Regions from separate parts of the Mus musculus genome. Here region 1 is linked to region 2. A link is a contact called in ENCODE Hi-C or POLR2A ChIA-PET data. All regions are on one chromosome and are shown on one strand. Each heading gives the region's core, a stretch centred on a gene start or an enhancer-like site at or near the end of the contact. The rest is flanking DNA. Distances are from core to core; before and after follow the strand shown. Region 1 overlaps Itpkb (inositol 1,4,5-trisphosphate 3-kinase B). Region 2 holds the start of Itpkb (inositol 1,4,5-trisphosphate 3-kinase B).

Region 1 (4,110 bases), core at 72-2,571, 35 kb after region 2:
ACAAGAAACTGTCAGCGACCAGTTGTGTCGGCAGCGGCTAGCCTAGATTATATAATGTTTTAAGAGATAAGTCACGTTAGTGCTTTTGTGGCCATGTATAATTACATTGGAGAACTAATTTACTGAGTTAATAATTAGTAATGTGACTTTATGGCATGCTAACCATTCTGAAGTACTTGTCCTGTTAGCATTTATTGCTAATTAGTAGAGTAGCCCCATTTTCATTACTGAGAAGGTACACTGCTTTCAGTTTGCGACTGCATTATTAAAGTCTAAATAGACAAGCAAACGGTACTTAGACATGGGTCCTATGAGATCTGGGGAATAGAAGTTTCAGGACTACGGTACTAAATGCAGAAATCCATGGCCTTTGTAAGCTGTCAGTGGAGTAAGACAGTGTAGCACCCTGAGAAATGAAGATTTTAAAAAAACAAAAAACAGAAACAGCAGTCCTGGCCCCAAAAGTTGTTGAATCTGGCCACTTAAAAAGCAAAAAGAAGATGTAAGTCTTTGAGAGTTAAGGGCTTACATTGTCCCTTGCAATTGTCCCAAAAGTCCCTATGGTGATGCACATCTATAATCCATTCCAGTCCTTAGGTAAGGCAGGAGGATCACCAGTTTGAGACTAGCCTGGGCTATACACGCTGTCTCATTAAGAAAAAAAGAAAGGAGAAAGAAAGAAAGAAAGAAAGAAAGAAAGAAAGAAAGAAAGAAAGAAAGAAAGAAAAGGAAAAATGGGCGTGGCTCAGTGACAGAGCCCTTTCCTAATATGCACAAGTCCCCTTCAATCCCCAGCCCCTCAAAAAAATACGAAAGTACTGTACCTATTCTATAAATAGGAATATCCAAACACAAGCACATCCATTCTCCTAACACCAGCGGAAGTGGCCGCGATGGGACAGTTATTTCCCACAACATGGTGCAAGGGCTGTGCTCTGTTCCTCCCACTTAGAGAGCAGGCACCCAGAGTGCCATAGAGCGGGTCAGGCCCCCTGTTGCCTAGGTAACGGGCCGCCTCCACATCACGTGACCGCTGCGCATGCACGGCGGCGGCAGCGGTGGCACTCTTCCCCTACAGGGCGACTGGCTTGCGGACCTGGCTGCGCTGCTGGCAAATGGCATCTGCAGTGCCCACCCTGTATGAGCATATCTGGGTCTTGATTCCTTTTCCCCCTGAGCTCGGCAACTCAAGCCGGCTTGGGCTAGGGTAAAAGGGCCTTAGATGTATCGGTTAATTTACCTATGTCTGTAAATATGGAGCGAGAAATGTAGGCTAGCCTCAAGGGCCCCTGCGCAGAGCGCCTTTGTTTTTGCAAAGCTCAGCACTTCACCCCAGGATGCTGGCACTCCGCCCTTCTCGTGCGTGGGCGCCAGGACTATGCGTGCAGTCAGATTTTCTAGCAATATCTCAACTGTTTCTTTTCTTCTTCTTCTTTTTTTTTTTTTTTTTTCGTTCACCCACTCAGACATTCCCCGTTTTTTCGTCGTAATCACTTTCTCTCATTTAAACATACACACTTAGGCTTTGGCAAACAAAGTGGAATCTCCAGACCCGTTAGACCTCAGTGTTTTAGCTACAGAAACACAGAGCACATTTGGTTTAGATATCTTACTGTTACAGAAATAAATCACTATCTTCAGGTTACACTAACTCAGAGATTTCTTCCATAGGGTTAGTATAGATTAATCTATTGCAGGGAAAGATGAATAATTAGAAAGGAATAACAATCGAATTCCTACTTCCATAAGGTTAGGACAAGACCGGAAAGCAGGGCTCTAGACTGGCAAAGCGGGAAAGATACGAGTGATTGGTCCTTGTTACCACCTGCCCGGTGTGTTCAGTGGTTCTTGGAGCTGAATCATTGAATCGTAAGATTAGGTGATTGAATTAAGTCTAGGCTTTTACTATGCCGGTTCGGTCAATCCAGCCCTCTCTGAAGATATAAGGCCAGCGCTTTGCGACAGCTGTACTGAGGTCCCACAAGGAATATGGACAGTCCAGCAGAAAGGATTTTTTTTTTTTTTTGATCTTGTAGCCCTGCAGCAGGAGCAGCCATGAGCTCATAAACTGATCTTTCTCTTGAGAGAGCAGTTGCCCGGCACAACATGGAACAAATGTTACCTCTCTGTCTCTGCCTTCTTTCAGCCAAGCATTTCCTGCCTTTGCTGGTATTCTCTCTGTGTGTGCATGGGGCTTAGATGGGTCCTTCTGATCAGGGAGCCGTTGGCGAACAGGAACTGGCTGATGCTTCTGACTTCAGCAGAATTAGGCCACCACGATGTGGTGAGGAGCCAGGAGGTTTCACTTGCTCTGTTCACAATCAGGTGGATGGGGGTGAGTGAGTGTCTCTGAGATGTGCTTTTTTTTTCCAAGCCTGGTTAGGGGTTGGCTTTAGGAACACTCTTCTCACCCCACCCTGCCTTTTTGACAGTTTGCCGAGCGAGCGCTGTGGATCTTTAAAGAGAAAGAGGCGAGGAAGGTCAAGTTTTTAAAGTAGATCTGTTAGCAAGAAGTGTAAACACACGGAGCCCCACAAACATTCTTGGTTGGGGTTTTATAGCTGTGATACACCTCCCAGGAGGACCCGACCTTACATGGCAGGGACTCTCCCTTGGATACACAGCCCAGCTGGCTTTTGATCATGGCACCAAAAGTGTTCGAGGTTCTTGGGCGTGGAATAATGTAACGTGAGCAGTAGTATCCTTAGACTCCTGGGACAGAGGAAGACATTTTGTCTGAGTTTAGATCCACAGAACTGTTTTTGGATTGCCTGCTGGATGGTTACTTCCTGCCAGGGTTGATGCCCTAGGTTGGAGTCTGAAGGCAGGCTGTGAGTGCTAGAAGCCCATAGACCGTGGCAAGGTGCCTGGGTCTCTTGCATTAACTGCCTCTCTCATGGCTACTGCCTTCTCTTCTAAGCTACTGCTCCATCTTGCAAGAGTCCAAGCTGGTATTCCTGGGGCAGTCAAGCATTTATGGGAAGAAGAAAGCTAAGGTCACAGGCCAAGTTTTCCCTCCCAGCCTAGCCAATCAGTGATAGAATTTTAGGCAAGAGATTTATCTTCCTTGAAAGCTCCTCCCGTGGGGACTGGGTGCTGCATATGGCCTTGCATATGTGGTGCAAGTCTCTGGAGACTTTCCCAGTAAGGCCTATACGAAAAGGCTGCAGGGAAAGATAATGGAGAATAACAGATATATGGTGGTGGTCTGAATGCTGTGGATATTTTAGCTTATTTAATTCTCAAAATGACCCCATGAAGTAAGTGCTTATTAATGTATCTCTCTTGCTGTAGACAAGGAAAACGAGACACAGGCTGGATAACTTAAATGTGGGGGGAAACTCTGGTTTGAACACAGGCTGTCTGGAGGCAAGCCAATCTCTTAGCTGAGTTCCCTACCCCTTTGGTATAGGCAACGGTCTCAGCAGTTTGGGATTGGGAGGGGCTGCTGCAAACACCCCCAGGGATGATTCTCTGAGCCACGGCCTGAGTTTCTGCTGCCCCAGGCTGGCACCCTTCCTTTTCTCTGTCACAGGGCTGTGGCAGGGGGCTCCTGCTCCTACCATCCTGCCAACTAAGCAAATGGCCACTGAGTATTTTCCTCTTGGCTGACACTGTGTCCTCCTCCTTGGCCTAACAGGCCCTTATTATCAGCATGTTAAAAAGCCAGGGTTGTTTCCTTATGGGGGGGGGGGGTAGGAGGAGGCCAGAGGGCCACGGAGAGTTCAAGGCACCCGGAGAAAAACTTATAGCATTGTGCGTCCTTGGCAGCTCCTTCCTGGGCCTTCCCAGCAGCCCTCCGTGTCCAAGGAGACTCGTTTGAGTCCCTGTCCCGAGATGCCGAGCTCAGCTCTCTTCATTTTCGGAGTATAGAAAGAGTGGGTTGGAGAAGGTCCAGCCTTCGAGATGACCAGAGTGACAGCAGTGGCCCTGCCTGGGGCCCTTCCTGGAGCCCCAGCACACCTGTGAGTAAGCCAGGTGGGAGCAAGGCCAGGTGGGAGCAAGGCCAGGTGGGATGAGCAGCCACTGGGAGGTAGGGAGCTCTGGAGGGTCATCTTGGATACCAGGACCTTCGTAGATCAAGCCTGTCTTCTTCCTACTTAACTTCAG
Region 2 (3,675 bases), core at 336-2,835:
GCTGACTGGCCAAGGATTACTCAGAGACTAAGGGCATGTTCCAGCAGCCTTCATTTCTCACTAGGGAAGGTTGACTGACTCACCTACAAGAGACAATAGCAACTAGGAACAGCTTCTCAGGGGCCGGCAAGGTAGAGATTTGTGGGAGCTTTGCTAGGCTCTTCAGTTGCTTCTACTGAGGCATTTATCACCTCTCAGATTAGACTTCATAGCTTGAGTAACTCCTCTTCTTGCCACTAGGGACCAAAGGAGGGAGTCTAGATAGAGGTGGCTTCTTTGTCTCACGGTAATACTAGAACACACACAGGACAGGCATCTTTATTCAGCCCCATTGAGGGTGAGAGGGAAACCAGATTCAAGCCTTCCAGGGTATGTTAAAAAAAATAAAAAATAAAACAAAAACAAAACAAAACAAAACCAGAAAGGACTTGTCCGATTCCAGGAATTCTTGGCTGGAAGGGCTCTTGGTTTCAAATTTGCTTGAGTCTTTTCCTGACCAAGCTGCAGGTTGCTTTGCTCACTTCAACGGTATTGTTACATAAACAAGTAAGCTGTCTGCTTGCTACAGGCGGTCAGGTTTTCCATCCGAGGTTTGGCTAATCAGGATATATGGGCGGATACAAGCTTAGGATTCTTAAATCTCCTAAACCTCGCAGCTGTGTTCCCTGTTTCCACTAAACGCTAGAGTTTAAGATTTAGGGAATTATGCAAAACAGGCTTGCAGTGCCGGGTGGGGCTTAAGTGTGTGTGTATGGGGGCAGGGAGTGTCCCCCGCCCTCCAGTGTTGCCTGGTGCCCCCCCCCCTTTATTTGAGGGTAGAGTAGAACCCTTGAAAACGCAGGAGTAAATTCACAGGAGACTGAGCAAGTGGTTGAAGACATTGATCGGGCCTCAGCCCCAGGACTATGCTTTTTCTTAAAATAACTTTTTGAGAGTTGAGTGCAAAAATACGCGAACAGCACAGCCTCTGTGTGCGTTTATAGATAACTGCTTAATGCAGAGCTCCTTCACACATCTAGCCTACAAGACACTCAGCAGCTCACAGTCCAACCAGTCTTCCAAAATTCTACCATGGTGCATTAAAACCTAAAACTGTGCAAGGAAATGCCCTGCAATATATGCAATATACCTTGTAAAAAGTTGCCTATTGTAGTACAAGTACACCCTCTGCTTAGGCAGAATATTACCCCTCTTTCGATGCTAGAAAAATCCCCCCCCCAGCAGCTTTGTTTAGCACACTCAAAATTTTATTAAAAACAGTTTTCAAACGTAGCTTCATAAAACTAGACACCAGCAAACCTTGGTCGAGGGATGGAAAATAAATCGTATATCTTTAACCCGCAGAAGTTAAAGTCTTTTTTTTTTTTTTTTTTTTTTTTGTTAGCTAACAATGGAAACTTTTTTTTTAAGTGTTTCCCTCCCTCGGTTTGCCAAGCAATAGAAAAAAAAAAAAAAAAGAAGAAAAGAAAAACTTGTTCCGCTGAGTTCAACCCCAGACAGGCTCACAACTTCCTTCCTGCTTTCCTCCCCCAAGCCCCCGCCTCTCTGCCTCCTCCCTCAACCCCCAACTTTTTTTTTTTTTTTTAAATCTTACATTGAACAAACACTGAAGTAGCAGGGAGCAGACGCTGACAGCGGTAGTGTCTCCAACCAAGCACAGAGCAACGCAGGGTCGGCCTGGCGGTGTCCCCTCCGGGATCGCCTAGTCCCTGCGCCGGTACATTCAGCTTCGTTGCACCCCACTTTTTCCGTCTTCCATAAGTTGTTGCGGAAACCCTTTGGGAGCTTTTTTATTTTTTTAAAAAAACTTTAAGCCACTTGGTCTGTACGAGCCCGGAGTCCCCGGGGCATGTCGCCTGCACGGGACCTGGAAGTCTGAGCAATTGCAGGTAAGCGTGGCGGCTCCTTCCTGGCCCTCGTCTCTGAACCCTCTTTCCGCTCCATCTGTGCTGGGGTTCCTCTGGGTGTTCCGGGGTCCGAGCACAGCACGGAGGTGAGGGCTAGAACGACGGAGAAGGGAGGCTGATTTGGGACGGTAGCGTGGCGTGGCCTTGGGGGCAGAGGAGGCGATTCGACTTTCCCATCGCCTTCCGGGCCGCTGCGCCGCCACCACCTCCCCGGCGCGCTGCGGGCGTCTGGGGCTCGGCTTGCCCGGCGGCTCCCCTGGCGCCAGGCGAGGCTGCCCGGGATGCGCGAGGCCCTGCCCTCGGCCGGCCGCGCTGCTCCGGGGCTTAGCTTGCGGGACCCCGAAGGGCTGCAAATTCTCAGGCCTGCACAATTAGAAGGCCTCCGGGCTGCAACTGTGCAAGCAAGCCCAGAGTTCCTCCGAGGGGTGTGGGTCCCGGAGGGGGCAGCTGGGTCCTCGCTAACAGGATGCGCGCAGGGCTGAGTAGCTGCGGACATGCATCCCCTCTCCCAAACACACACACACACACACACACACACACACACACACACACACTCGCTGCAGGGTCTGAGGGGACAGTAGGGAGCCACCAGGATTGATTCCAGTGCTGGATACTGCAGAGTTTGCTCCCTGGCGCGCACGCGTGCCCACATTCACAAAACACACTTGTTTGGAGACAGACAGACATCAAGGCTAGTGCTGAAAAGTGCCTGGACTGCCCCACCCCCACCCACCCCCGCGCTCTTCCCGGCCTTTCATAGGCCGAGAGGCATAGCCCCAGACCAGGATCAGAAAGAAAACGGTGGGCACACAAGTCCCCTTCCAGGTCTCGGCTCCAGCAGCGGTTTGGGGAAGGCAGGTCCGGGTCAGGTTCCCTGTGACTTGGCCTCTGATGTCCTGAGAGGGTGGAGCAGGGTTGCCTGTCATCCTCGATAGCCGGTGTTTGCTCTGGCCAAGGAAACCTGGCCAGTCTCGAGGAGGGAACCAGCGAGTTGCACCTCCTCCCTCGGCCATCCGCGTGGCTACCGAGACTAATTTCAGAATTTGGGATTCTAGGTGTTCTTGGAGTGTATCACAAGCTGGGGGAGGTGGACCACCGCCGGAAAATACCAATAGAGGCCATATCGAGGCGGCCCGGCTTGCCTCCTCACTGAGCATCACAACTCCTGTAGGCTAGACATCCAGGGGCACCCCGTCCCCAGCAGATTGGGGTCCCGGGGCTCCCTTTGCTCTCTGCTTTCTGCGGGTGGGCTCTCTCCACCCCACCCCCTTGATGCCTTCGGGAATTCTGACTTTTCTCCTTGTGTCTCCACAGCCGCGAAATCGTTTATGGAGCTTGGGGCGGGGGCCGAGCCCGCGATTTTGCCCTGTGCCCGCCGCCTAGGCCATGCTGCTCCATCAGCGCGCAGAGCTACGGCCGCCGGGCCTCCGGGACTAAGCCGAGAGCCGCGGGAGGAGGAGGCGCCGGCGGTGGAGCGGGACGGAGAGCCGCGGCGGCGGGCGGACCCTGTACTATGGCTGTGTACTGCTATGCCCTCAATAGCCTGGTGATCATGAACAGCACCAACGAGCTCAAGAGTGGCGGCCCCCGGCCCAGCGGCAGCGAGACGCCCCAGCCCTCCGGGAGGGCCGCGCTGAGTCCCGGCAGCGTCTTCAGCCCTGGGAGAGGCGCTTCCTTTCTCTTCCCCCCAGCAGAGTCGCTGTCCCTGGAGGAGCCCGGGAGTCCTGGGGGCTGGCGCAGCGGCCGGCGCAGGCTGAATAGTAGCAGC

Evidence for each region. Hi-C counts contacts between places; a loop is a spot of excess contacts on that map. ChIA-PET counts read pairs that join two places held with the same protein, here RNA polymerase II (POLR2A).
Region 1: a map of heart shows a loop between it and region 2 (5-fold over the local background). The contact joins the enhancer-like site here to the promoter of Itpkb in region 2. A Hi-C loop is called at or near these places in 12 of 37 maps with a recorded cell type or tissue (CH12.LX, T-helper 17 cell, heart and 1 more). POLR2A ChIA-PET finds 5 or more read pairs at or near these places in 2 of 5 experiments (Patski and embryonic stem cell).

The regions. Positions count from the first base shown.
Region 1 is chr1:180,364,329-180,368,438 of GRCm38, forward strand. All of the region lies in intron 2 of Itpkb (inositol 1,4,5-trisphosphate 3-kinase B), which reads left to right. Among named protein-coding and RNA genes, the nearest start is that of Itpkb, 36 kb to the left of the region's middle. Within about 2 kb of position 1,322, at least 3 of the 3 ENCODE cell types and tissues checked have a DNase peak (open chromatin) inside an H3K27ac peak, as active enhancers do; they include heart and left cerebral cortex, where a contact is called at or near this core.
Region 2 is chr1:180,328,891-180,332,565 of GRCm38, forward strand. Itpkb (inositol 1,4,5-trisphosphate 3-kinase B) reads left to right here and starts at 1,586. Exons shown (of 8, transcript NM_001081175.1): 1 at 1,586-1,889; 2 at 3,222-3,675. The coding sequence starts at 3,421. It also overlaps the pseudogene Gm5069.